Regions from separate parts of the Homo sapiens genome. Here region 1 is linked to region 2. The links are chromatin loops, found by intact Hi-C in ENCODE. Cell type or tissue: OCI-LY7. All regions are shown on one strand. Each heading gives the region's core, and the rest is flanking DNA. Links, peaks and the distances in the headings are about the cores only. Region 1 holds the start of LRRFIP1 (LRR binding FLII interacting protein 1). Region 2 overlaps LRRFIP1 (LRR binding FLII interacting protein 1).

The links. Hi-C counts contacts between places; a loop is a spot of excess contacts. Peaks named below come from ENCODE experiments on the same cell type or tissue, not always from the same donor. Only the 100,000 strongest peaks of a DNase experiment are listed, where the experiment ranks them.
Region 1: it touches region 2 in a loop (5-fold over the local background); 10 of 110 quality-filtered maps call a loop at or near these places.

Annotation. Positions count from the first base shown.
Region 1 is chr2:237,616,930-237,631,863 of GRCh38, forward strand. LRRFIP1 (LRR binding FLII interacting protein 1) reads left to right here and starts at 10,658. Exons shown (of 24, transcript NM_001137550.2): 1 at 10,658-10,811. The coding sequence starts at 10,716. RefSeq lists enhancers at 1-995, 14,065-14,564, 14,567-14,934. In OCI-LY7, for the core only: CTCF peaks have their summits at 7,793 (motif pointing right) and 7,997; a DNase peak (open chromatin) is centred at 7,832.
Region 2 is chr2:237,736,554-237,751,487 of GRCh38, forward strand. It overlaps LRRFIP1 (LRR binding FLII interacting protein 1), which reads left to right. Exons shown (of 24, transcript NM_001137550.2): 11 at 2,679-2,756; 12 at 11,811-11,846; 13 at 12,646-12,771; 14 at 14,647-14,718. Among named protein-coding and RNA genes, the nearest start is that of RBM44, 55 kb to the right of the region's middle. RefSeq lists enhancers at 4,153-4,447, 7,859-8,384, 8,351-8,400. In OCI-LY7, for the core only: CTCF peaks have their summits at 7,639, 8,655 (motif pointing left) and 8,863; a DNase peak (open chromatin) is centred at 8,628; H3K27ac peaks cover 706 bases.

The DNA of each region.
Region 1 (14,934 bases), core at 6,254-8,753, 120 kb before region 2:
AAGGTGTTCAATTGTTGGGTGCTATCTCAATGTAGAGAAATCTCAAGTGATTTTCTCATGAAAAAGTCTTCAGAGCATTATTCAGCACAACAAAAAAATTTGATGAAATGTTTGTACTATTTTAAAACTGGCAAGTCAAGGACATAGAGTGCTTTTAAAAGCCACTGCCAAAAATATGGTAAGCGTCTTCCTATAACATTGAAAGAGATCTGAAACATCTGTGCTACATTTCCGTTCTGGAGGACTGCGGTTGAGTGATTGATAAGGATGGTGTTTTGCTCAAAAATACAGTGATTCCTCAAGGGGAAAAGCTGCTTAGCTACATCGGAATGGTGGAGGAACATCGTGATTCCATACTCAACATGCCCCACGGGATGTAGGGATGTGTGTGAACTGTCGAAGGCTGCAGGAGCCATCTTATAGCGAAAATCAGCTGTGTGACAGTTCATGGAAAAACAGCAGCAAAATCCACACACAGCCTGGCATACCCTGGTTCTGTCTTCTGGGTTACAGACACTCAGTCAGTGACCAGGAGTGCAGAACAGCCCCTAACCACCACGGGAAATGGGATTAACTGTGATTAACTGGCAGAGGGGCAGGGGAGACGCGAGCTTCATTATCCTTTTCACAAATGAGACAGTAAAGCCAGCCCGGGACTGTGGGTGAGTCTCCTCCTTATCGTCGAGTCCTGATGATACTCACCTGTGGTTCTTCTGTAGGAGAACCGAATGCCATGGGTATCTGAGGCCCTGTGAAAATGGAGAAGGGGCAAATAGATGGAACTACTCCAACCCCCAAGCTCTTCTAGAAAACGGGAGTCAGCTGTGCAAAACACTAAATGTGCCTCCAGAGCACCTGTTTATCCAGCATCTATTGTCTGGGTCTCCACAGCCTGGAGGAAGTGATGAGTCAGGCAGCCCCCTACATTATGGACCTTTCAACATTTATTACAATCAAACTGTGAGTTCAATATGATACCTCAAAGGCAAACACCCTCTTCTGTTGCTTGCTTGTGATTTCACTGGTTTGGTTGTTTTCCCACCATGATTTTTTTAAATACTCTTTTTTTAATTGAAGTATGATTTAGACATAATAAGAGGCATAAATGTTAAGTGTGCATTTGCACATGCAACTTTTGGCAAACGTGCACATGCACACCATAGAGGGGTCCAGTTTTAAAACTAAAGTCCCATCCTTCGGGAAGCCCCTTACACCCAGATAAACTGCATGGCTGGTCACCCCACATAACCACAACCTCAATGAAGATACAGAATATTTCCATCACCCCCAAAATTTCCTTGTGCCCCTTTGTAGCCAACCCACCCACCCACCCTCCAAAGGTCACCCCTCTTCTAAACTCTATCATCATAGCATAGGTTTTTCCTGCTCTAGAATATCATAGAAATGGAATCATTCCATATATATGGTTTTGTGAGTGGCTTCTTTCACTCAACACGTTTTTGAGATTCATTCACATTGCTGCCTGCATTAGGGGTTCATGTTATTGCCACATGGTATGGCATCCGTGATTTAGGATAATTTGCTTATCCCCTCACCTGTTAATGGACATTGGATTGTTTTCAGTTTTTGGATATTGTGAATCAGATTTCCTTGTACATGTCTGTTTATGGGCATGTTTTCACTTCTCTTGGGTAAATACTTAGGAGTTGAATGACTGGATCATATGGTAGGTTATGTTTCCAAGAAACTCCCAAACAGCATTCCAGGCTGGCTGTGCAATGTTCCACTCCCACCAGCAATGCATGAGTGTTCCAGCTGCCCCGCATCCTCACCAACATTTGGTCTTGTCAGTCTTTTTAACTGTAGACACTCTAGTGGGTGTGAAGTTATATCTTACTGTGGTTCTATTTTGCATATCCCTGATGATAAAGATGGTGAGCACCTTTCTTTATATCTCCTTGGCCATTTGTATATCTCCTTATATGCGGTGTCTGCTCAAGTCTCCAAGTCCTTTGCCCACTGTCTAAATGACTTGTTCATCTTTTTCTTGTTGACTTTCAGGAAGTCTTTATATATTCTGGAGACAAGTGCTTGATCACATCTACATATTGTGGAGATTTTCTCCTGGTTTGTGGCTTGTGTTTTCATTTTCATAATGGAGTTTTTTAAAAGGCAGAATTCTAAAATTGTGATGAAATTCAAGTTATCAATTTTGTATTTTCTGGCCGGGCACAGTGGCTCATGCCTGTAATCCCAGCACTTTGGGAGGCCGAGGCGGACGGATCACCTGAGGTCAGGAGTTTGACACCAGCCTGACTAACATGGTGAAGCTCCGTCTCTAAAAATACAAAAGTTAGCTGGGCGTGGTAGCGGCCCCCTGTAATCCCAGCTACTTGGGAGGCTGAGGCAGGAGAATCACTTGAACCCGGGAGGTGGAGGTTGCAGTGAGCCTAGACCATGCCATTGCACTCCAGCCTGGGCAATAGAGTGAGACTCCGTCTTGGAGAAAAATAAATAAATAAATAGTTGTATTTTATGACTGTGCTTTTTGTTAATTGTCCAAGAAATCTTTGCCTACCTCAAGGTTCCAAAGATATTCTCCTACATATTCTTCCAGAAACTTAATAATTTTTGCTTTTAAGTTTAGGTCTAAACTTAACTCTATACACAATAAGTATCCTGATTTACTTGTTGTGTGCAGTGTGGAGTAAGCATCAAAGTTCATTTTTGTCATATAATGGTCCTGGCTTTATTTACTAAAAAAGACTTTTCTTTCTCCACAGAATTATTTTGGTGCCTTGTCAAAATTCAGTTAACCACTGTGGGATCCTGAATCCCTGGAACCTGTTCTTTTAAAAAATATCGTTTCTTGGCCGGGCGCGGTGGCTCACACCTGTAATCCCAGCACTTTGGGAGGCCAAGGCGGGCGGATCACCTGAGGTCAGGAGTTCAAGACCAGCCTGGCCAACATGGGGAAACCCCGTCTCTACTAAAAATACAAAAAATTAGTTGGGCATGGTGGCGGGCGCCTGTAATCCCAGCTACTCGAGAGGCGGAGGCAGGAGAATCTCTTGAACCCAGGAGGCGGAGGTTGCAGTGAGCCGAGATCACACCATGGCACTCCAGCCTGGGCAACAAGAGTGAAACTTCGTCTCAAAAAAATATATATATATTGTTTCTCCTGATTTCAACTATTCAGAATTGTGAAAGTTTTTATTTATTTATTTATTTGTTTATTTTTTGAGATGGAGTCTCGCTCTGTCACCCAGGCTGGAGTGCAGTGGCGCGATCTCAGCTCACTGCAACCTCCGCCTCCTGGACTCAAGTGATTCTCCTGCCTCAGCCTCCTGAGTAGATGGGATTACAGGTGTGCGCCACCATGCCTGGCTAATTTTTGTATTTTTAGTAGAGACAGGGTTTCATCATGTTGGTCAGGCTGGTCTTGAACTCCTGACCTCGTGATCCACCTGCCTCAGCCTCCCAAAGTGCTGGGATTACAGGCATGAGCCACCATGCCCAGCCCCAAAAAATTTTTTAAAGAAAAAAGTTTTTTCCTCTCTGTCCAGTTTGGGTAATTTTTTTGACCAGGCCTCAAGTCTACAGATCCTTTCATCTACCTTATCTGACCTGTTGTTAATATTATTCAATAAATTTTTCATTTCAAATATTGTAATTTATAGTTCTACAATTTCCACGTTTGCAATTCCCAGATCTCTGCTGACATTCCCTATCTGTTCATCAATTATATCCATCTTTCCTATGGTTATTTTATATGACTTATCTGCTAATTCCAACATCTAGGTCATCTGTGAGTATTTCTCAGTTGACTATTTTTCCTCCTGCCCCAAGTCTCATTTTCCTGATTCTTCTTGTCTAGGAAGTCTCTGCTGTGCTGGACATGGTGGGCAACACTTTACAGAGGATCTGGACTCTGGACTCTGTTCTTTTCTTCTGAAGCGTGTTGAATTTGGTTCAAGCAGGCAGTTAATAAATATACCTCCATCATGCATCTTGCCTTGATCTTACTGAGACTTGGTTCTAGGTTTGCGCTCCTTTTGTTTTGTTTTGTTTTGTTTTGTTTTGTTTTTCTGAGATGGAGTCTAGCCCTTGTCGCCCAGGCTGGAGTGCAATGGTGCGATCTCAGCTCACTGCAACCTCCACCTCCCAGGTTCAAGCGATTCTCCTGCTTCAGCCTCCCAAGTAGCTGGAATTACAGGCGCCTGCCACCACACCTGGCTAATTTTTGTATTTTTTAGCAGAGACAGGGTTTCACCATGTTGGCCAGGCTGGTCTTGAACTCCTGACCTCAGGTGATCCACCCACCTTGGCCTCCCAAAGTGCTGGGATTACAGGCATAAGCCACTGCATCCAGGCCCATTTTGGTTTTTCTGTCATAGCCCTTAGTCCTATGTCTCACTATTAAGGCACAGTCTTCTGAGATTTCAATGGAAAGATTGTCTAACTTGGTGGGACTTGAATTCCTGACTTTATCTCCCCAGCACTGGGCTGAAATCTTGAAATCTCTGCTCAGCTTTTTCAGGCTTCCAGCTGTTGGCTCCTTCTGCATTTCCTGGCATCTCACCGCACACATGCGTAGTTCGGGACTTAGCCATGGATTCTGGATAAGTTAGTACACAAATCTTGAGGCCCAACCTTCTATGGTCCCTCTTCTCTGGGATCTTCCCACAATTTCCAGCTGCACTTATAGCCCCAGACCCAGACATCTAACTCCTCGGTCCAGTCATTCTCAAGGCCTCCCAATGTGCCTTGCAGGCTGGGGTATGTCCTCTGGGAAAGCAGACGTCTTCTTATTTACTTCTCTTCCTTCAAAGGTTGTGTCCACTCCAGTCCCAGTGTGCATTTGTTTACTCTCCACGGCCTCCAGAGGGCTGTTTTCCAGACTTTGTTTGAGGTTCATGATTGTTAGAAGGAGGGTTAGTTTCCTATAATGTTTATCCCCATTGCTGAAAGTCCTGTAGCTGAAAGTCCTGTCACTTTTTTTCTTAACCAATTGAATTAATAGTTAATAAATCCCACGTTAGGTGAAAATTGATTACATTGCTAGTCAATAAGTACCTACATTTGCATCATTACTCTTCCCCAAGTAAAAAGAAAATTGGTTTTCACATCCTGTTTGATATAGTACCTTAAGAAAGGACTCTTCATTCAGTCAAGCCACATTTTCTAAGCATCCAGAATAAGGCTCTCTGAGGGACAAAAAGGCAATCTTGGTCCCAGCTCTCAGGAAGCTACCCTAAGAGAGCTACTTGAAGGTGCTCTAGGGGTTTGGCTACAGAACTGGCACTGTGTGCCAAGGACCCACCACCCTCAGCGAGCTTCCCAGAGGCACACATGGCATGTGATCATCCCAAGCCTGACATCTTCCTACCAGGCACTTTCCTGCTGCGAAATTCCTGGCACCCAGTAGCACTTAGTGAAGGTGAAATTTTATGACAATAACATTTAAAGCAAATAATCTCACAAACTTCAGCACTGTGACTATCACTCATCACAAGTGAACTGATGCATTTCGCACCTGCTTTTACCCTCCAGAACTGCTGCAGCAGCCGCCCTAGAGCCATTCTGCAGTTCTGATGCACAGCATGATGGAAGCATATTGCAGAAGATTATTCTGGCTTTTGTAGATAGTGGATTAAATTGGGACAGTGTAGAATGGGAATTCAGATAGCCCATGGATGGACTTCAAAATATCACCCTCTAAAATTGGACTCAAATTTCATGTTCAGATGCCCGTTTTCCCCACTGCAAGAGGAATCCAACTTTCATCAGATCCTTGCATCAATTAAACTTTCTTTACTGCAAAAAAAAAAAAAAAAAAAAAAATGAATTCCTGGTCTAGAACCCTTTTTTTTTTTTTTTTTTTTTTTGAGAGGGAGTCTCGCTCTGTCTCCCAGGCTGAGTGCAGTGGCGCAGTATCAGCTCACTGCAAGCTCTTCCTCCTGGGTTCAAGCAATTTTCCTGCCTCAGCCTCCCGAGTAGCTGGGATTACAGGCATAAGCCATGGCACCTGCCCTTAGAACCCAGATGTTTTTGATAATGGAAATGATCCGCAAGTATTTTTAAACTCCCACAAGTATTTGCATATTTATGTACAAATTATGTTCCTAGTTTATCATCATTAGTTAATAAATAAAGGCACAATATCCACTTAGAATGAAGTTAATCATTAATGATAGGAAATGTAAATTAATGTTTAAATAGTTTTGATGGTTACTAAACGTTCTTATCCTGTCTAATAACCTTATACTGAGGCCAGTGAAGACCTCCTGCCTGAACTAAGAAACAAGTCTCTCATTTTCTTGTTTATTTGTGGCTTTTGGGAATCTTTTAAATCTTTTGAAGCCATTTATCTACTCTTTGAGTTTTAGTTAAAACTAGGTTAGGCAATCCATAAATCCTTTTAACCTGGTCCACCGAAATATATCAAAATATGCAGAAAATGATGTAATGAGAGAGCACGCCACTGCCAGCCCCTGAAATGCTTTGAGTGAGTGACCGCTTGAAATAAGCTTATAGACCAAAAATTAGTAACATTGGATTTCTAATTTTTAGTTGAAGATATATATAACAGAAATTCTATATTTGCTTCCCCTACCCCATAGATTGTCTCAGACACCCTACCCTGGAGACACCAAGTCCAGAAGGTGACTTATGCTAGTAATCCACAGATGAGGGATAAGGGGGACCAGCTGCAGAGCTTGGTGGTATCAGCAAACATGCCAAAGGAGGATCAAAATGATCAGATAGAGATGAAGGAAAAGACCAGCTGGGTATTTGATCAGATTTAGTAGAGAAAGGAGAAAGGATTTCAAAATGGTTCCAAGGTTTTTACTCCAAAAAACATGAAAAAGTTACTGGAAGTGATGGTGTCCTGGGAAGGAAGAGGCATTTATTGGGGCAGGCATCATCCACTGATTTATTTTGGAAGTGCTGTGATTGAGCTACTGAAAGATGCACCTGAAAACGTCCAGCAGGACAAAGGAGACACCATTCACCTCCTGAGCAACACATAGACCCTGACCTCAGCCAGCCCCACTTCTGGGCAGAGTGCTGGCTCCAAGTTCCATGCGTGAGAGATGGCTCTCCTCTACGGGTCCTTCAGCATTCCTGGGGGGGGGCTGCAGTTCTCCTGCCCTGCTCCAGCTGTAATCCAAAGCAGGGCTTTCCATCCTCTGGGAACTGGAAGAGCAAGGCTGGAGTGCTGGTGAAAGAGGTTTGAGGTAGGCCCACGCGGATGATGCTCTCAATGGACCCAGAGTGAGTCACGTTATGGCCCACATGATGGCTCAGATGGCTCTCTGCCTGAGAAGCTCTGAGTCCTCATGCAGACTGGACGCCCCTCCGTAGCTGCTCATCAACTTCCTTTCCCAGCCAGCCCCCAGGGCTTGCCCACTGAGCTCCTGAACCAAGGCAAACTTGCGCTGGGGACGGCGCCGCTGTGTGGTTTCCCTTGCCAAGGCTTCCCTGGCTGCCTCCACTTTCTCGTGGAGGCTTCCTGAAGGTGGCATCTGTATTTTTGTGAAGGGACTTGGTACCAGGCTTGGAGATGAACATGTTAATTCTCTGGCCCTGGACATCAGATCTGTGATATAGTTTCTCAATTTCCTGCTCTGAAGTAAGCCCTGGTGGGTAGTGTCACCATCTGGAATAGGAAAAGGGCTAGATGGGAGGGGTCAGTAGTGCTGGTGGCAGAGGCCAGTCTTCTCAGTGGAAACAGGCTCATGCACTTCCACGCAGGGAGGGCCGACGGTCAAGGGTGGAGGAAAAGCCACAATTTTTCGGTGAACCCATGGATCAGCATGATGGAGTCTTGCAGGTCTTTATCTTCCTCCAGGAGGCACCCCAAGCACGGAGAAGACCCACCAAGCTGCCTGATACCTCTGTCTAGCTCCCCTCTGCCCAGACAGGAACTGCTGTTCACCATTCATTCCAGACCTGGGCCTTTGAGGACAGGAGCTGTAAGGATGATTGATCGATTGCCTGTGTGTGAAGCCCTGGAAGGGCTCTTGCCTAGAATACTGTCCCTACCCTGACAAGGTAGAGGCCATGGTCTGGATGGCGGTGGCCCCCCCATTCATATGTCAAAACCTAACCCTCAATGCAAGGTGGGGCCTGCAGGTGACCAGGTCCTGAAGCAGAGACCTCATGAACGCGATGAGTGCCCTTACACAAAAGCCTGGAGGGAGCCCGTCTTCCACCATGAGATGACACACAGAAGGCACCATCTGTGAGGAATGGGCCTCAACCAGACACTGATTCTGCTGGAGGCTTGATGCTGGACTTCCCAGCCTCCACAGCTGTGAACAATACATTTCCGTGGTTTTATAAATGACCCTGTCTAAGGCGTTCTGTTACAGCAGCACAAAGGAACTAAGACAGTGGGCACCCGTATTTCCATTTAGAGGCGGAAACTGACTCTGAAGTGAGAACCGGTCCACTCTGAGAGCACATCGCCAGGGGAAGAGGACTGTAGCCAGGAAGTTGTTATGTCATGGGGTCATGGGAGGACCCAGCAATGTTGTTTCTGATGATTTCTGAAAGGCGGCTCTTTTCTGGAAGTGGACAGATGATGGGGGAGGGGCAGGAAGCTGAATTCACCACAGTGTCCGAGAACACTGTCTACCAGCGGGAGCTGTTCAGACACACCTCTGGCCAGTCCCCACGGCAGTGAATCTCCTGTCTCTGGACAACAATCCAACAGGGAAAGTGGGGAGGAGGGTTGGGAACTGAACTCTGTTCCACAAGTTCAACCACTGCACTCCACTAAGCAACTGGCACAGCCAGTCCCTGGTGAAGGCTTAAAGATGAGGAAGATGGGGTCAGCGCCTGCCCTCCTGGCCTCAACACATCAGGATGGAGGATTTAGGTGTTAGCAAAAAGTGGCTCAAAGTTCCAATGAAGGACAGGGAGCAAAGGGAGACTTCTTTTAGAAAGGAGACGTTGGAACTTGGATATGGCTTTAGTTAAGGAGCTCCAGGCATCTCAAGTCAGCCCTGAGAGGCAGCAGCCGTGTCTGCCTCTCGGACAGCTATGCCCCAGCCTCCAGCTCAGCAGCTGGCAGGCAGCAGGTGTGGGTGCAGGAATGAGTGAACTCATGGGGACCAGCCTCGGCAAAGACGCACAGTCCCCACAGTGCCCCAGGGGCTGGGAAACAGTGAGCAGCCACCAGCAAGACCAAGGCAGTGCAAGTGGCCACGGCTCAAGGTTTCCCCCAAGGAGGACTATGTCACTTAAGGAGTATGGCCTCTGAAGTAATGTAAATATGGCCTGGAAGATTCAGTCAACACCTATTTCCTTAGTGCCTACAATGTGCAGGTGCAGTTTCTGCTCCCGGAGTTCAGTCATGAACAATGCCACAGTCAGCCCTGCCAACCCACCTGCGTCAGCTCAGGCACCCAGAGCAATGTCACCTGGATCTGCCCTCCCTCCCATGTCACTGGACTCGCTGTCTTTTCCCTGCAATGAAACCTCCAACAGCTTTCCCTGCCACTGTGGGTGGAAGGGCCCTCTTCCTCTTCCCACCTTCATACAGCTTCCAGGCCACCTCCTTAAGAATCCAAAGCAATCTGGTCACACCACTTGGTGGGAAATACACCGAAATGTTAACTGTCCTTATCACTGGGGGAAAAAAATCACAGGTGACTTCAGTACAGCCTCCTCTCCTCTACCATCACTACCCTCCCTCCCATCCTTCCCCAGGTCCAGCCACACTGAAGTTCTCCCCATACCCCAAACACACCAGTAACTTTCCCACCCGGTGCTCCTGCCGTGCCCTAGGCAGGGGCTTTTAACCCCTACCTAATCCTCCGATTTGCTTTACTTTTAAATCCACCTCTGGAGCATAGACTGTGAGCTTCAGAGAGCACAGGTAAGTTCATTACTTTTTCAACAACTAGGAGAGAGCTGCGACGCACCTGCCCCGATCCTAGAGGCTGGGGACCCACCAGAGAAGTGACAAGTCCTTGATCTCAGGGGGCAGACAGCGGGGAGAAGGATGGATGCTAGCACGGAGAACACGCGTGTAAAGACAGAAACGCACACATCCACACCATGCCGCTGTGAAGCCGGCGCCCAGGAGGCTGGCCAAGGTCACAGGAGCGGCGGTGGCGGGCGGATCCGAGCACCTCTCGGCCTGACCCCAGAGCCTAGCTCTCACCCCGGCGAGGGACTTCCACCCCGACTCACCGCGGAATGGGGAGCGCCAGGCTGAACCAAATCCTGTGCTCACCCCTCCGTGCAAACCCCTCAAGGCAACTCAGGCCTCTGAAAGCCTTCCTACCCCCCCGCTCTCCGCTCAGGTCCCCACTCAACCGGTGCCCACCGCCCTGGCGCGCGTCGCTCCGCGATTACCGGCCCGCCAAACAGTCCCCGCAAAGTCCACCCTCCGGGGCTCCCGGTCCCTCAGGTCCCGCGTGCCCGGCCCTGGGCATCCGCAGCGTCCCCGTGGTATCGGACCCCCATCGTCCCTGACACCTGGCGTCTCCGCCCCCCGCCCCCGTCCCCCGCCCCGCCGTCCCTGGCCCCTGCAGTCCCTGGCCCGCGCTGCGGACCTCCGGCTCTGGCTTCCCCCGGGTCCCCGCGGCCCCCGTCCCCCCGCGTCCCCGCGTCCCCGGCCCAGCGCCCGCTGACGCCATGACGCCGCGGCGGAGGGAGGGGCCGGGGCCGGGGCCGGGCCGGGGCGGCGCGAGCGGCTGGAGCAACGGGCCCCGCGGCAGCTGCGGGCGACGCGGTCGATGGACATGGGCACCCAGGGATCGGGGCGCAAGCGGCTCCCCAACCGGGAGCGGCTCACGGCGGAGGACGACGCGCTCAACCAGATCGCGCGGGAGGTGAGCGCTCCGGGAGGGCAGCCGGGGGGCGCCGGGCGGGCGCGGGGGCCGGACGGCTGTCAGGGTCTCTCCGGCGTCCGTCTGTCCCGCTGTGCGTCTGTGCCACTGCGCGTCCGGCTCCAGGCGGGTGGGCCGGGCAGGCGCGCGCCGGGGCGCTGATCCCCAGGCGCTGCGCCCCGGCCCCGATCTCCGAGGCCTGCGGACCCCGCACCCGTTCTCCAGCCCCGGGCCCAGCCCGCGACGCTGCGCGCCCTCCCCCACCCCGGCCACCGTCGGCCGCTGCGCCCTCGGGAGAGGAGCCGGGCGCCGCCAGCGCGCGAGGTGGCCCGGGCTGGCCGGGTGGGGGCGAGCGCCCCGCTTTGTTGTGCGGCATGGGAGGAGGCGGGGGCTTAGGCCCGACCTGGAGGCAGTGGACGGTCGCCGGAGGCCACATGGCCCTGCTGAAATGGCCGAGTCGCTCAGGTGACCATTTGTCATCCATCCATCGATGTCACTCAAGGTGCAGCTCAGAGATGAACTTGGGGATCACTGTGATTTTTCTTTCAGGACTGAGCCTGGAAACGGGTCCAGGCACACTGAAACGTCTTCATTAAAGTTTCCTGGACAGAGTTTATTGTAACTAAGATCATGTTTGGTGATGAACTTTACCTGTGACAAATTGAAGGCGCACTAGAATGGGTATTTGTACAAATGCCTTTTTTTTTTTCCTTCCGCAAGGATTCTACCTTAAGGCTAAAGAATGTACATGACATCCAGAAAGCCGTACAGGGACAGAGAGCAGCAGCTTGGGAAAAGGGGAGCCAATAGGTTGCGGCCCCAGGGGGACAAAGGAAGCTTAATTTTTGACTGTGTTCCCTTTGTACCATTTGAACTGTGTGCCAGGTGGGTGTATGAATGCAAAGAAAGTCTCTGCCTTGTAACCCGCCTTACAGGTTCTTTTCCGTGTTGGCTTTTCCACATGTGATTCTTCCCACAGGAAACACCTCCAAGCCATTTGGACTGTGGTGTCTGGCTGTATCCGTCAGATATTCTGGGGGATCTACTCTGTAACCAATCCTTAGGTGTTTGTAGTTGTAAATACCTGATTTTGCTCTTACGGACATGTGGCAGTCACTCAGTATTTGTTGACTACTGAGTGAATAAAGACTTCTGTTTTTCTCTGTATGATACAGAAAAGGGCTTTCCAGGCAAACCCTTATTCATTCCTGGAAGCCCACTGTGACCTCCAGGAGACCTTCCAGACTCAGCCCTCTCACATCGCACCAGGCCTAAGTCTCCCTGGCTCCACGGCCCTCCATGGCATGCCCGCGCCTGGCATGGCAGTCAGGATACCTTATCATTATTTGTCCACCTGTAGAAGGTGACACCCAGACAGGAAATATCTTACTTTTGTATCCCAAGAGCTCAGCACAGAGCCAGGCACATACTAGGTGTTTGTCTATGTCTGTTACATTAATTAATAAACAAAAGAAGTACAAGGCATTTAAAGGACCTTTGGCTAAATATAGACATTTGCTAAATATAGTAGCTTGAGTATAACTCCCTCCTGTGAAGACAGTCACTTATGTATGCATTTGACCACAGTGCCTTACAAGTGTTCCCTGCAAGGGCCAGAGGTGGCCAGTGAATCGCAAGCCTTGTCTTGATGTCAGTGGTTATGGGGCAGAAGAATGAGAAGAATGAAAATTTCCAGAGTTTGCCTTTTATCCACTGGTGTTTCTTTCTTCTTTTTTTTTTTTTTTTTTTTTTTTAACACAGTCTCACTCTGTTGCCCAGGCTGGAGTACAGTGGTATGATCTCGGCTCACTGCAACCTCCACCTCCCAGGCTCAAGAGATCCTCCTGCCTCAGCCTCACCAGTAGCTGGGATTACAGGCACGCACCACCACACCCGGCTAATTTTTGTATTTTTAATAGAGACGGGGTTTCACCGTGTTGGCCAGGCTGGTCTCAAACTCCTGGCCTCAAGTGATCTTCCCGCCTTGGCCTCTCAAAGTGCTGGGATTACAGGCGTAAGCCACTGCGCCCAGCCTATCTGCTGGTTTTTATAAAATAGATTGAAAAGGAAGGCAAGGGAACACTCCTTGGGTTGAGAGCCCTGAGGTCCTCCCTCCCACCGAGGGAGATGCAGTTGGAGTTACAGAGATAGACTTGTGAGTCAGAGCTGGGCTTTCAAATGACATAGTTCTTAGCCAGCTGTGCCATCCTAGGAAGGTGAGTTACTCACTCTTCTCTGGGCCTCTGTTTTCTCGTCTCTAAAATGGAGAAGAAGAAACCTCCCCTGGCTGTCAGAATTAAAGAAAGTGGGTAGCAATGTAAAGTATGTAACTAGGCGGTGGGTAAATATGAGAGCTTCTTACACGCCCCTCCCGGTAAAACCCAGCCGTAGGTGCAGCTGTTACTAGTGCTGAGTAGCACAGATTGATAGGGTTGGAGGGAGCAGGTGTGACATCTTATGTTTTAGTACAAATTAACTTCTATTTCTCAACTGTGAAAATGAAAATCACTATTCAAATGGCAAATATCTACTCCTTGAATTCATCAGGGTTCTTATAGAAATCAACAAAATCGTCTTGGGTTCAGTACTTTCTTATTCACTCATTGACTCAACAGATACAAGCCATGGTATCCAAATTCCTGTCCTGGGGAGACTGGAGAGTCAGGGAGGAACCCGGCGAGGACCTGCCTGCCCTCCAGGAGTTGGGTCAGAAAGGGGTTGACACCTGTAGATCAATAATGCTAACCGAAGACAGGAAGGGATCTGATATAAAAAGGGCGTAGACAGTGTTCTGAAGGTTTGGACATGAGAGAGAATCACAGCCGGCCAGTGGTCTCAGAAGTGGCTTCCTGGAGGAAGTGGCATTTTGAGTTCTTGAAGGCTGTATGTACCAGTCAAGATGCTTTGGCTGCTGGGACAGAAACCCTGACTGGACTGACATTGACAAGGGGAAGTATATTGGCTGGAGCACAGCAAGCCCGGAGGCAGGGCAGGATTCCCCGCCAGCCTCACCAGTGGCTCCGGCCTCTTTTTCCCACAGCACCTGCGCAGCTGGTTGGGCTGGGCCATCCTCTGTGGGTGGCCTCATCCTCAGGCTGACTTGCTTCATGGAGGCCAGCTGGCCTTGGCTTTCCCGGGCTGCCACTGTGGAGCCCACACACCGTCTCTTCTGGTGGCTCTCTCCAGAGAGCTAGCAGTATCTCCCTGGTAAACTTTCATGAGTCTGTCTGGCCACTCCTGCACCAAGCTCTTTGACAAGGACCATGGACTTAGGGGCTCAGTGCCTGTGGCAAAGGGGGGTGGGTCTACCCTGTGACCTGTCAGACTCATCCTGGGACTGGGGAGAGCCGGCCTCCCTGAAACACTTGGGAAGGTGGGGGCCTGAATGGAAACTGGGGAGGCTTCAAGGAAGTGGGAGGGAGTGGGCTGCCACTTGGGCCTGGCACCCAAGAACATGCCTTCTGGAGAGTAAGTGGAAAATTCTGGGCTGAGGTCATTGGGAAGCCTGAGTCACCTGGCAGGGACGTGGGTTCCAGTTCGCTGGAGCGAGGGGAAGAGCTAGGCTGCCCTGTGCAGGCAGGGCTTTGCACTCTTCTGGGTAGAAGCAGGACTCGTGGTGGGGGCAGCCTTTGGAGGGTGCATTTCTGCTTCTGCAGCCGGTGTCCTGCTTCCATGTGATGGTTTAAACTCTAGGCAAGCGTGTATAGTAAAGGGAGTTATTTGCAAATGCTGTATTATCGCAAGTCAATTATTTCTCACTCTCTTGTTGCAGTGGAATTCAGGCGGGATGTTATCAGGAGAAAGGTTTAGTACGCACTTGCAGAAGCTCATTAGCACCAAAGGCATGAGCTGCGCCTCCCACTTCTGGGGAGGGGTGTTTCCAACGCAGATAGATTTTCCTCTCCTACCGCATTTCACATTCTACTGGTGCATTTTGGTAGCATCCCAAACTTCTCATTCAGCACTCTGCAGCTGAGTAAAGCGATACTGGTCTCACCATGCAATTCAAAGTATTGCTCTCAAATGAAGAATGTTTTTCCCAACAGGAACAGTCATTTGCGCAGGCTGCATTAGGAACTCACCGTGGGGCCTTGAGACAGTGCGGTGAGCTTATTATCCCCTGGTG
Region 2 (14,934 bases), core at 7,288-9,787:
GAGGGCTCCTGATGCTCTCCAGATGCTACTGTGTCACGTCTGAGATGGGCTTCGGGAGTCGTCAGCCCTAGATCCTTGGCCTTCATTGCTCTTCTGCGAGCAGTGATTTCTGTGCTTTTAGCCCCCACAAGAATTGCCTGGGAGTGATGGCCTTAGAGAGTTAAGAAAACAGGAGGTCATCTTGTCCTGACAGCACAGCTGCCTAAAATAGGGATGGTCAGCTCTGCTGTGAGCAGGAAATTAGCACCATGAGGAAGACGGAAGGGACAAAGAAGTTCCTGACCTCCCAACCTCTGCCATCGTTTCCCTGGAACCCTCACAGTTCCCCTCCAAGTGGATACTCCGTTCCTTATGTTTACAGGAGGGCCTTGGGAGAGAGCCACCCCTGCTCTCGGTCCAGCGTGTAGGGAGGTTATGGCCCAGGACGGTGTCCAGAGCGGCCCCGGCGCCCAGGCCTGAGGTCCCAGCCCCAAGTGGTCGTGACCTCAGGGTCCAGGCTTCCCCCAGGCCTGCACAGACAGCCCTGGTCCTGCTGTGGAGGATTTGCCCTGCCCCTGGAGGACCAGGAATTGCCCCCGCGCAGCTCCTGAGTGTGAAGTGACTTTCTTCGGTGTTGTGACAAAGCTGGGACGTAGTCATCACCAGTGGCATTGTCTGATCCAGGAGCCGAGGAAGTTGTTTCTGGCAGAAAGTGGAAATAAGAAGCCCAACATGTACCCCCTTTCCTAGTCCTCAGCTCCTCCATTTGGCCCACGTCCTTACTTCCATGTCACAGATGCCGGGCTAAGGAACTTCCACAGCCACGTGGCCAACAAGAGATGGAGCCATGATTCAGACTTAAAGCTTTCTGACTTCTGCACATTAGCCACATAACTCCTAAACATAAGGTGCACGTGGACCGTGGCGATATAGACTTTCACTTTGTTCTTTTCTGCGTGATTAGGTCCAGTTGGAAGGTTTGAGAGCTGCTTTTGCTTAGGGAAGCTGGGGTGGGCAGTAAGCTCTATTCACAACAGTTCACTGTGTCTTTGCACCATAAACCAGGGCATGAATGGCATAGGATGGAGAAGGATTTGCTGCAGGATGAAGTTTTCCTCTCTCTTACATCAGGAAACCCTCAGGCAAAATTCTTCTGCTTTAAAGTGTTGACATTAAGTGTTTTCCTTATTTTCAACAAGAATGCCAAAAAGTGAGGCTAGTAATACTGGTGATTTTCTTGTATATCTCAAATGTGGCATTGATGCTTTACATGTGCTGTGTACACAGCAGTATTAATCTGTGAATCTGAAACAACGTCTTGCCCCTGAGTGTAAGTGTATAGTAAACATTTATCAAATAAAATAGAGGTGGATGGGTCTGGGGAACTTGCCCATCTTGTCCACAGCCCTGTACATTTAATGCTTTCAATTGACATTTGATGGTTATTTTAGTCTACAGTTGAAATCATTCGTTCATTCAACAAGTATTTCTTGAGTTTGCCAGGCCTCATCTGGTCACTAGCCCTGGTGAGGAAACAAACTAAGAGATGGTATTTGACATGAGATCATGAGCACCCCTGAAGATCTATATGAGATCACAAGCACCCCTGAAGATCTGGATGAGATCATGAGCACCCCTGAAGATCTGGATGAGATCTGGAGCACCCATGAAGATCTGGATGAGATCTTGAGCACCCCTGAAGATCTGGATGAGATCTTGAGCACCCGTGAAGATCTGGATGAGATCATGAGCACCCCTGAAGATATGGGCTTCCTTATAATTCGCAAGCAGGGCACTTCGGCAGGTCCCCAGCAGAGCCTGTGAGGCCAGCAGAGGGTTCTGTGCCCAGCACAGTGCAGGGTGTCCAGGGGCTGGAATGGAGGGGCCTTCAGCAGTGGCGAGGCTTGCTATATGGTGCTGCGTGGGTCTCTCTTGAAGATGCTCCTCAGGACATGTCGGGATCCTAAATAGTGTTCAAATCCTGCCCCCGCCCCACCATGCCTTGCTCAGGAAGAATATGAGAATGTTTATAATAACGTGAAAATGTATCTAAGACTAGCAGATGTGAACATAAATCAAAGTTACAAGGGCGTAGCTTCCAGATAATCGAGTTGCTGGTATTTTCCTTTACCAGAAGTGAGAAAGTTCAGGTAAATGGATAGACAGATGTGTACATAGCAACCACCCAGGTAGAAGGTAATCTGGCAATTTAAAAAGCCATACATAATTTTGTATTAACCCTAACTCTCATTTTGCTTCCACTTGGAAAGATAGTGGAGAAGCAAAATTTTTGTTCCCTTGCTAAAGCGCCAAGCGCCCTGTGCAAGTCTTCAGTTTCTGTGCCGGAAGGCAGCTTAAGTTCTCAAAACAGTCATTTCCACATCCACGGGGTGACTTTCTGTGTCTACACTAGGTGTGACTGCACACCCAATTGAACGGGTGCTTTGTGTTATTTTCTTCTTCCTAACTCTGAGAAATTCTGTGTTCCTCTGATAATGTGATTGGCTTTTTTATTCTTAGCGAGCACTGATTTGAATATGCGTTTGCTGTCTAACCCTAACTCTCTTTTCCTTGCCGTGCGTGGCTAACCTCACCACTTACTGCAGCATGTTTTCTGTCGGCCTCTATTCTCCTTGCTCCTTTGCTGACCCTGTTCCTTTGTTTCTGGCTGCGTGTCCTGGCGGTGGCTGTGTGGGCAGCCCTCGGAGTACAGCGGCCACCTCAACTCCAGCTCCCGCGCCTCCTCCAGGGCCAGCTCGGCCCGGGCCAGCCCTGTGGTAAGTCGGCCTCCTGGCCTTGCTCCTACTCAGTGTCACCCTCCCTCCCCCTTCCCTTATCCTCCTCTTCCAACGTCTCCAAATTTAGAATATTACTCTGCGGTGATATTATTAGGATTACATTGCTCAACTTTTCAAGGACCGTAAAAGAAATTGTTAGCTGTGCTTAGAGATGGGGATCTTAGAGGAGGCAAACTTTATACAAAGGGAGAAAATAATATAGCCATGTGCACGGATGTGTGGTTTTCTTTTTATGATTTAAAAATTTGAAGTATTGACTGTTAATGCTTTGCTTGAAGTGTTACCTGTGATCAGACCCCGACAGTGTTTAAGGTAAAGCGTGGCCTGTAGATCCCGGGACGCTCCCAGTTTGGCCCCAATCATTCGTTACCCTCCTGGTTCTCAGATCCTTCGAAATGTGCAGATTTGCAGCCCTGCATCCTGCTTGTCACTCAGCGTGGCCCAAGTTTTGTTTCAGAAAATAGGAGCCCTATTAGGTCATCCCCAGCTTGTTAAGTCTCATTATTGTGTGTTTTCCCCTGGGTTGTTGGAATTTGACACAGTTTTACCTGATGTGATGCTTGAAGGCGACCCTATGACTCTTTTTAAAGGAAGAGTTTGCAGGACGGTTTTGGACTGGGGCTTGTGGGAATGGAGGAGGGGAGGTGGGCACATGGCCGGGGAAACAGCTCCAGGCTGCACGACCAGACCAGCGTTCCCACCCTCAAGAGCCAGTGAGAAACCTTGGGGAGAAAAAGCAAAGATGGGCAAGGCTTCCCTGTTCGTCTCCACTCATATCAAAATTTCCAGCCTGAGCTGGGTGTGGTGGCTCACATCTGTAATCCCAGCGTCATGGGAGGCTGAGGCAAGAGGATTTCTTGAAGCCAGGAGTTGGAGATCAGTTTGGCCAACATAGCAAGACCCCCCATCTCTAAACAGTAAAAAAAAAAAAAAAAATTAGCCAGGTGTGGAGGCACGCATCTGTAGTCGCAGCTACTCAGGAGGTTGAGGTGGGAGGATTGCTTGAGCCCAGGAGTTCGAGGTTGCAATGAGCTATGAGTGCCACTGCATTTCAGCCTGGACAACAGAGTGAGACCCTGCCTCTAGAAAACAAAAACAAAAACAAAAACTTCTCCCAGCCATCGAGAAGTTAAAATGTGGCTCTTAAGTTAGTTACTGAACACCATACTTCAGCGTGCTGATCCCTACAATTTCTGTAACGTTCCTAGTAATCAACCAAGAAGTCGCAGCGCTGAGACCTCCTGCTTGCGTGGATGTACCTTTTTTGGCGGGCTTTTCCTATTGTGGTGCTGGTGGTTTGTTTGTGTTTTAAATTAGATGCAGTCTTTTAAAACTGTGAGGTTTCCTACCTCGCACCTGATACCTGCATTCAGGTATCAGCAAATGCAGGTATCAGCTTCTTTGGGGGAAGAAAACCCAGGATCTCTGGCCACTTGACTCTGAGGCTGCCTTGCAGAACTGCACAGCCTCCACCCCACCCACTATTTTCGTGACCCCGAGGCCACGGCCCAGGTGCCATTCATCACTGTGCAGCATGGCTTTCCTGTGCTAGAGGAATGTTTATCTCCTCCATCCAGCCATGGAGAGCAGGAAAATAGAGTTCAATATGGGTGGGCATTGCAACGCCAGCGCCTCTTTCTCTGGGGGAAGACTCTCCCCTCTGTATAAGTTGCAGACACCCACTCTTGTCACACATTTGGCTCTGCCCACCTGGCCTCACAGGCATTTGAGTTTGTGTTCCACCCCTCCCCATCCCAGAGCCCAGCAGTCAGCAGTGAGAGAAGCCAAATGTGTGCAGGGAGTGCGAGGCGGCAGCTACCATGCAAACTCCAGGGGCACACCGCCCCCCAGTAATCTCTCCCCAGAGTGCATCAGGCAATAACAGGAAGATACTCAGCTGTTCATTATGACATGATTTCCCATTTTCAAACCTGACAAGTTGGTCTTGATGCTGTTATTCAAATAACTGAAAGTAAATGGTTGTGAACAAGGAATTTCAGATCACAGACTCAGTAAGCCTGGCCAGCCCCCAAGGCTGTGTCTTCCTTAAAGTTGGGATCTCTGTATTATCTCATACTCTATAGTAGAGCAATAAACATAAGCTGACTTATGTGATCACTTAAAACTACCAGGAAGAAACATTTTCCGTAATAAATTTAGTGTAGGATTGCTTTGTCTTCTCACACTCACTTTTCAGAAAAGAAAATGTAAGTATTGCCAGGCGCGGTGGCTCACACCTGTAATCCCAGCACTTTGGGAGGCTGAGGCAGGTGGATCACTTGAGGTCAGGAGTTGGAGACCAGCCTGGCCAACATGGAGAAATCCCATCTCTACTAAAAATACAAAAATTAGCCGGGTGTAGTGGCGCATGCCTGTAATCCCAGCTACTTGGGAGGCTGAGGCTGAAGAATCACTTGAATACAGGAGGTGGAGGTTGCAGTGAGCTGAGATCGCACCACTGCACTCCAGCCTGGGCAACAAGGCAAGGCTCCGTCTAAAAAAAAAAGAAAAAAGAAAAAAAAGAAAGAAAAGAAAATATAAGTATTTACAATTGACAGAAGAATGTTGTGGCTTTACTTTCAGTGAATCCCAAACACGCTTAATGCCCTCTGTACCCTCTGCCTGGTTCCAGTGAGACATGACAATTGGATTTTGTTAAGCATTGTCTTTATTCAAGCATATGATGAAGTCTCAAAATAACAGGGCTCAATATAGTCACTTAGAGATTGAAATGACACAAATTTCTTTGTCATACGAAATTGACCGAAGAGACTGAAATGATACAAATTCCTTTGTCATGTGTTTTCTAAATTTGTATAAAATTTACTCACAGGTTTATTAGATGATCATAAACAGAAAGATGTGAGTTCAGCCTTCCTGGGCGTCCTGGGACCTGATGGGGGTGGGTGATCTCCTTGTATCTGCTCTTCCTTCCCTGAATCGATTGCTCAACTAGCAAAGGTCAGTTGATTGCGGGCTGGTTGGCACGCTTAGGGAACAAAGGTCAGTCCCGCAGTGAGGGACAAGGCTGTCCCCCATCTCATCCTGGGTGCCTTACATCTGATGAAACCTCCCGTATGTGGTTCTTAGAATGCAGAGAGGTCTCTGTAGAGTGCAGGGCAGTTCCCTCGCGGATGTGTTACGGTATCCCTTGATTGATCGTGTCGAGAATAGAAAGACGGTGAGCACAGGCAGCATCCCTGGTATCTGAAGAGAGCCTGGGAGACAGAACTAAGCTAGCTCATTTCCATAATTTCCAAAACTCATGGTCCTCTTATACTAAATTGACTCCATTTCTGTTTTCTGTCTTGGGACATTTACACCATTGCTGGTATATTTTGGATCTCCTGGGACAACAGAAAGTGCTAGTGGTTGTGTTTGGCCTTGTTGATGGGAAGAAGCCAGGAGAGCCTGGATAGGACTCCCCGGTCCTTCTGCCTGGGAGGGAGGAGCAACAGGTCTTGGGCAGGGCCTGGTGTAAGCGTGGTGGCAAAGGTGAATGACCCTCCAGTCTGGCCTTCCTTGAGGTCATATGGAGCAGGCAGTGCTCTGAGGCAGGGAGTTTCAGAACCCGGGTTCAGATGTCACAGCTCTCATTCCTGGCTTGGGACATCTAGCTGGGCACATAAACTTCTTGTGCTTCCCCTGGAAAGAGGGGTCATGATACCCTTAAAAAGCAAAAAGAAACCCCCCCAAAAAAACAAAAAAAAAACATATGGTTACTTTATTTCTCCTTGGCTGGGGTTAGCCAGGGATGGGATACAGTTGTTGTAGCGAGAGCTCATGGGAAATGCTCCCAGGCCGGGGACTTCGTCAGGGACACGTATCCAGGGCCAGTATGAGTGAGGACAGAGGACAAGAAAAATATGAAGTCAGGGTCAGCCCTGCAGGCTCTGTAGGGAGTCCCGCCCTGGGTTTGGGAGATACAGGTGCACAGGTGAGTGTGTCACACCCATCAGAGGGGAGGGAGGGAGGGTGGTGCTGTTAAAGGGCAGTAGTAACCAGAATGAAGGAAGTGACTGCTTGTCCCACTTCGAGAAAATGAAAATGCTTCAGTGTCCAGAGACCACCACCAGGGACAAGACTTCAAGTTTTCTCCACCCACTTGGTCCTCCCAGGGTCCTTGGGAAAGCAGAGAGGGCATCAGCCCCATCTCAAGACAGGCATAGAATACTGTTCACCTCATTCTCATCTTCTCCCATGCTGTGGATGAGCTGTGTTTTCTTCCTCTCCAGCACGACCAGGATCTTCTCCTTGAGGAAGTTATTTCACTCATTCATTCAGTGTTTATTGAGCACCTAGAATGTTCCAGAAACAGGGCCGTTGTATGAGCAAATGCAGACTTGCCCCAGCCCTCATGGGACGCACAGACAGGGGCAGACGGATGCTTGTTGGGTGATCACACGTTGTGAAGCCCAGCAGCGGGGGTGTGAGGGGAGGCAAAGGTGCCTCGAGAGAGCTGGGATCCAGAGGTTTGACGGCCAGAGCTTGGGCCACACCCAAGCAGAGTGACTCCACCTAGTGAAGCCAACAGATCTGGGTCATCCAGGCCCCAAAATCTCACTGGGAACCTGGTGAAGCCATCACGTTTCTGAAACATCCATCAGGAATGTCCCAAGGGCAGCCTGGGTCCATATCTTCCCTCGTGTACTCAGAGAAGACAGGAGCAATGAACTCAGATCTCTGCCCATTTGGACTAGAAAAACAACACTATTTTGACTCATGTTTTTTGTTGCACAAAGAGGCAGGGGCAGGGACCAGGTGGAAAAACGGGTCTTGAATTACAAACACCAGAGTTCAAAGATAAGTCATTCAGGCTAAAGTAAATATTATTGGATTTAAAACCAAAAACCGTCACCCTAGTGGTGGACTGTGCTATCATTTAAATGTGAAGGAAAATTACCCTTAAAATGGGTGTTTTCTGAGCAGTGTTTGCTGTTTGTTTGTGTCTCAAGAAGGACCTCGCAAGGATGTTGCTTCGGTGATCCCTTTTTCCATCCAAGTCTGGTGTTGCCTGGCTGGGTGTTGAGGACAGGTTCCTTTTGTACCTGGGCCCTTGAGTAGGGTCTCTCTGGGTACGTGAACAGGTGCCACATATTCTTTCTTTAGGAAAATGGCAGGCAGCTGGAACATGGAAAACTTAGCGTTTTAGCCTCACCAGGCATCGTGTGTACAGGAGCCTAGATAGCAAACTCCTTTAGACACAGTGTTAGAAAGTTGGAATTAATAAAATATTTAATGTGCTCCTTGAAGCATTTGTTTTTGAAAGGAAACTTGACGTAAACTAAACTTCCACAGACGTGTTTTAGAAGTGACTGTTTCCAGTAGATTTTCAATGATGTCTGTATACACTCAGCTGTGGCTGTAAAATACAACACACATACTTTGTAAACCTGTTAGTGTGACGTTTTCACCCTGACCTGAAATGTTTAGTATCACTCAGAATACGAGAGTCATGAAGCTAACAGGCTGCAATGTGTTCGGCGCTGTCGCCCTTCCCGTGCAGGAGGCCACTGTCTGCGGGGTCCGGTGCTTTCCCGTCCTGGGCTAAGGTGGGTGGGCAGAGCAGCCTGGACCGTCTGCAGCCACCATGTCCTCTGGACCCCTCTCTGCACCATGCCCACCTCCTCCAGGCCCCCACACCATGCCATGCAGTGGCCGTGACAGTGTTTAGAATCCTTTCTTGTCTTCCATTTCTTCATCATTTTAGGGAGGAAGTGCTGTGCTTTATGTCAAGATGAAACACAACATCTGATTCCTTACCTGGCTCTGCTAGGGCTTAGGAAAGGGGGCTTGGTTAAGGTGGACTCTGCTGCCTGCGGCTTCTGTCCGGGCCCGGCCCCTGCAGCTGTGACACACTGCCATCTGGTGGACACGAGTGGGGCTGCGTGGCTTTCCACGGGGCTGAATAGCCTTCCTGTGTTTGAGGAAAGCTGACAAATCCTTTTTCATTCGGAAGACACACAAAATGAAATTTACTCTACTATGTAAAATAGAGATAGGTTAGACGTTCATTTGCCATCACCTTTCAACAAGAGCTTAATTTTTAGTTTTTCTCTGCATGGTCTCTACTTAAAAATATGCCCAGATTTTATTTTGAGTCCGTTGTGTTCTTCGGAGCAAGGACTTTTTTAAAATGATAAAAACAGCAAACTATGGTTTTTGGGGTTTTTTCCCTTATTTGATATTTTACAAATTATAAAAACAAATGATGTAGACGGTTACAAGCAAAACCATGCAGAACAAAGATGTGTTAAAGCCCTGCCCCCCCAAAATCAAGGTTTGTGGACCCCGTGTGTTTTCTTTCTCAGCTTTCTTGCAAGAAATACCAGAAAGAAAAAAGGGCTTGGGTGGGCCCTTCTTTTACGGTCTCAGATATCTTTGTAGGTAAACGAATGCATTCCTGGAGCTTCATTTATTTCTCCACAGTATTTATCCATTGCTGACCAGCAGCCAGAAAACATACGTTTTACACCGTGGAGCAAACATGCCACAGGCTTTTCAGTGGTAGTTTGGCAGTCTATTAAACTGGATTTTCATATCCCACCAAGAGTTAAACTAGCCTCTTTATTTTCATCTTATTAATATTTGTTCAGCAAACTAACTTACTCTAAGGAATAAAAGGCTTTGGGCCCAGGAGATTTAATGAATTTATTCTCCAGCACGCTAAGTGCTAGATAGATAGTTCACATTTCCTTGTTCTTTGAAATTTTATTTATTTTATTTTATTTATTTTTTTTTTTTTTGAGACAGAGTTACACTCTGTCGCCCAGGCTGGATTGCAGTGGCATGATCTCAGCTCACTGCAACCTCTACCTCCTGGGTTCAAGAGATTCTCCTGCCTCAACCTCCTGAGTAGCTGGGATTACAGGTGCATGTCACCACACACAGCTAATTTTTGTAATTTTAATAGAGACAGGGTTTCGCCGTGTTGGCCAGGTTGGTCTCGAACTCCTGACCTCAAATGATCTGCCCACCTCGGCCTCCCAAAGTACTGGGATTACAGACAGGAGCTACCGCGCCTGGCCTTGAAATTTTGATTTGAAAAATATTTCAGGAATATTTTTCTTTCCATGTGAAGTTGAGAACCACACTTGAATTGCTCCAATCATCCTCACAACTCAACATGGCTGCAGGGCTTCTGGGGCTCTGCCAAATGAGATGGTGCCCATCTGATCAGAGTCTGCCTTCGTATCTGTCCCATCGGAGTCTGCCTTGGTACTCATCTTATCGGAGTCTGCCTTGGTGCCTCCAAGTACACAGTTAGGCTGATGTGGCATGCACATCCGAAAAAATAACTCTAGATGTGCATTTCGACACATCAGCAAATGCAGATGGTATGGGCTGCAGATGGTATGGGCCACAGCTGGAGAGAGCCGTCTTCACTGCGGTATAGCTGGGCTGCACCCAACGTGAGAATGGACATCAGGGCAGAGAGCCGTAAGCAGCTGGGATTGTGGAAAGCGCCCGTGAACACATGGTCTTGGACAGGGCCTCAGGTGGGTCCTTAGCAGCTGTGGCTAAGTGGGCAGAGGGACCACCCCACCACCACCCTGCCCAAAGGGCTTATTTAGCAAAGAGGGGAGAGAGGCCAGCCTGCCCCTGACTGCATCCCACTGGCCTGAGGGATGTGGCCTCTCTGCCCCCATTTCCACTCCTGCTCTTGGGACACAGGAGACTGGTTAGATGAGAGTAGAAAGTTTATTTTTGAACACCCAGGTGTGGGGTGGCTGGGCGAGACCATCTGATGGCTTTGGGAGCCAGGCCGCAGGGTTTAGCTTGGATCTGTTGAGTAGGAGACCCTTAAACATGGCCACCCTGAGCTAAGAGCTGGTCTTGGATTTTGCTTTCTTTTGGATTAACCGAGTATTTTGTGGGATTCCATTTGATCCCTTAACTGGCTGACCAGCTATAACTCCTGGTTATGTTGTTTTAGTGTTGCTCCAGGTGTCGTTGGAGGAGAAGTTGAAGGTACAAGGAGTTTGCAGGAGGGAAGGTGGCAGTTAATGAGCCTTCCTGGTGGGACCGGATGGTGAGGGCAGGGGCATCTGGCCCAGCGTGGACTCGGGCCATAGATGGGAAGTGGTCATTTGGAGGTCACCATCTCTCTGACACCCTGACCATAGCACCTGCACCCCTGTGCTGAGCTGCAGGTCCCCGGCACCAGCGTCTGTGCAGCTCAGGTGTTGCTGAGCCGTGGCCTCCGCAGCTCTCCATCAGGATTTCTCAAGCTTCATTATGAATTATCTCTGTGTGAGCTCACAACGGTGACTGCAGAGTCCCAGGTCATCTCTCAGATCTTCTGAATCAAACATATGGTCTGCAGTTGCCGCGCATGTCTTTGGCCGATTTTCTGACAATCAAAGTGAAGAAGTTCTGAGCTACGGGAAGTTGGGTTGAAGGCATGATGGGGAAAACATGATTAGTTGACAGCTTTTCCCAGAGAGTTTTTAGACAAACTCAACCTTGGTAACCTTCTCAGTGGGCTTATGATAAGAACCTTCAATGTGCCAAAAAATAAAAAAAGCAGCACTCCAGGTAGTTAATCTTTGTTTAAAAAACCCTTCCCCCCACCCAGTCCTGCAAACAAACAAACAAACAAAAAAAGGAGAAAAAAAGAAACCTGTCTTTTGTTGGATGCTGAGCCGAGAAAGAAGTAACACCACTGCCGGCCTCTGCCTCTTGTCCCGAGACACCCTCATGGTGCAGGGCTCTCTCCAGGGTCCGTTCCTCATGTGCACCCTCTCTTGTAGTTCCACAGCCCGCTGTGGGTCCCACTGAGACTCCTACCTGAGGACAGGAGAAGAGGGTCCTCAGGGACGTCCAAATGAGGACAAGAGAAGAAGGGGCCTCACAGACATCCAAATAGGAGAAGTGTGAAAAGCTAAATTTGGAGTGTCCCATTTTTCTGCTTCTAAATTACAAAGGAAGCAAATGTTTTGTTTTGTTTTGTTTATCATTCATAGCCCCATCTTCATGTTATCCATTTAATGCTTTTAAAGTATTTAATATTTTGTCTGTTTTCGTCTACAGGTAGAAGAGAGACCAGAAAAAGATTTTACTGAGAAGGTAAGGAATCGTTCATAAACCTAGAGGGTCCCAAAAGTTGTGGATGAAATTGATAAGAAAATATGTTGCTTGGTTTTTTTTAATAAGGATGTTCCCCAGCGAGGGAACTGGACTAGAAAGCGGCCCACCTAACCTGGTATCACCTTCCCGGAGGTAGGCCACCGGGAGTCCTGTCCGGTGTGCGTTAGATCCTGTAGAGCAGGGAGGCGTTTATAATGGGCCCCACCATGGAGTTTAGGGTTAATCCAGCTAATCGCAGAGCATCCAGGAGGTGCCTGGAAATGATCCCCTCCTTACAGTTTACTATAAGCCCATGAAGAGTTTCCAATTTGGAAATGGAATTAAAGTAACAGTCCTGTGATGTTAGATTTATATGCAGTTTTGGTTTTGTCTGAAATCGCATCTGTGTTAGTCCGTTCTCACACTGCCATAAAGAACTTCCCTGAGACTGGGTAATTTACAAAGAAAAGAGCTTTAATTGACTCACAGTTCCGCATGGCTGGGGAGACCTCAGGAAACTTACAATCATGGTGAAAAGGGAAGCAGGCACCTTCTTCACAAGGCGACAGGAGAGAGAACATGTGAAGGAGGAACTGTCAAACACAAAGCCATCAGATCTCCTGGGAGCCCACTCACTATCACGAGAACAGCATGGGGGAAACTGCCCCCGTGATCCAGTCTCCTCCCACCAGGGCCGTCCCTCATCTTGTGGGGATTATGGGGATTACAATTCCAGATGAGATTTGGGTGGGGACACAGAGCTAAACCATATCAGCATGTGATCCTCTCAACGTTCCAGGGGTCTCGTAACATGCCGGGCCTGTCTGCAGCCACGCTGGCCTCTCTGGGTGGGACTTCCTCTCGGAGAGGCAGCGGAGACACCTCCATCTCCATCGACACCGAGGCATCCATCAGGGAAATCAAGGTGAGATGCTCTCTTCTTACTGACAACTTGAGAGAACCTTTTGTAAAAATCAGTCTTTAGATTAAAAAAAAAAAAGTTAATTCATAAAGTTCTGGATCTTTCTTCTTGGTCCTCTCTCCCTCACCTCCCCTAAAATACGGTGTTCTCCTAACATCAAGACCCAGCTCAGATAGTGTCTCCTGCAGGAATCTGATCCTACCCACTGACCCCCCAGCAGGGCGGACCGTGTGCCGGCCCCCTGCGCCCCTCAGCACCCGGGGAATACCTTAGTGAGAGCACTTGGCACGTTGTGTTGATGCACTTGGTCGTCTCTGTATGCTTGGTCTGCATAGACATTCAGTCCACAAGTTTGGACACCAGACGGCTTTACCTACTTTCACACAACCCCTCCCCACTAAGTATGTTCCCCTTCGGCCTAGAACTTGCCCTTTCCTTTCTCTTTGTAATGTGCCTTTAGTAGCCCTCATCTTTGTATTTTAATGATTTTTTTTATCCCACTGTAGTGTAGGTATTATTCTCTGCTCTATCCTCAGCACCCAGGACAGTGCCAGGCATTTGGTAGTATTCTGTGTGTGAAAGAGAAACACGGTGCTATTTGTTAAAGTAACTAGGGACAGTGCATCTGAAAACCTGAAGACTGGAAGGGCAGGTGAGGTGACTAGACCTGTGTCCTCCAGGGAGCAGAACCAAGACAGAAGCAGCTGAAAGGAGCCAGAACTGACTCAGATTCTGAATTTTCTAGTGCTTTAAACTAGGTTTAAAAGGGAAGCAACTTCCACTGGGGATGTCTGAGCAGCTGGATGGCCGTTTGCCAGGGAGGACGGAGAGGGATTTAAGCATCCACCAGAGTTTGGCCAGGGTTACCTTGAAGATGCTTCCAACACCTATGTTTTATAAGTTTACAAAACCAGAAGAGCCATTTCCCATGTGCCACCCCTGGGCCACCTGCAGCTCCTTGTTGCTTCCCTTTTTTTTTCCTTTTTCTTTTCTTTTCTTTCTTTCTTTTTTTTTTTTTTTTTTTTTTTTTGGAGACAAGAGTTTTGCTTTTGTCACCCATGCTGGAGTTCAATGGCACGATCTCGGCTCACTGCAACCTCCACCTCCCAGGTTCAAGTGATTCTCCAGCCTCAGCCTCCTGAGTAGCTGGGATTACAGGCGCCCGCCACCATGCCCGGCTAACTTTTGTATTTTTAGTGGAGACGGGGTTTCGCCATGTTGGCCAGGCTGGTCTTGAACTCCTGACCTCAGGTGATCCACCCACTCGGCCTCCCAAAGTGCTGGGATTCCAGGCGTGAGCCGCTGCGCCTGGCCTGTTGTTTCCGTTTCTACAGCAGAGCAGCAGAGTTGGCGGCAGTCCTGATGTTTCTCTGCCCTTAGGTTGCGCGTGCCGTTCATTTGTTCAGGTACTTACTGAGAGGCTGGCTGGTGCCAGATGCTGTCCCCGGCACCAGGAATTTGGCAAAGTAGAGACTTGGAGCTCCATAAATGCAGGGAAAAAGTGCTACTGATTTTTGCCTCTAGCATCTTACTGTACATTGCACAGAGTAGGAACTCCTAGTGCTTGAATGAATTACTAAATAGGAGTTGAAATAACCTGTACCGTTTTCCGAGGCTCTATTTTGTCTGTTTTTTAAACTGTGTAAAATCATATGAGATACACTAAAATTGTATAAAATCATGTAAAAATATCATATGGGATACACCTGAACTTTAATCTTTAAATATTGAAGTTTATTTTCCCTTAACGCTTAATAAAATAAAAAAGAAAATTGGGTGCTCAGACTACCCAAATAGAAACTACCCTGAAGTATAAAAGATTTAGGGAATCACCTGTTTTCCCTTGACATCATCTGCCTTTTTTGCCATTTCCCCCAGGAACTCAATGAGTTAAAGGACCAGATTCAGGATGTAGAAGGCAAATACATGCAGGGATTGAAAGAGATGAAGGTACCAATTCACAGACGTGTGGTCTCACGATATTAACCCAACTTAACTTAAAAAAAAAAACAACATCCTAAAGAAGAAATTCAAAGTGCATGCTTACTGTAAATAGGCTCCAGGGTGTAGAAGAACTCACAATGGCAGGAGTGCCGGCATGGGTGTACACTCACCATTTTCCCAAATGCATTGTTTGAACCAAGATTGAAAATGTAACTGCCCAGT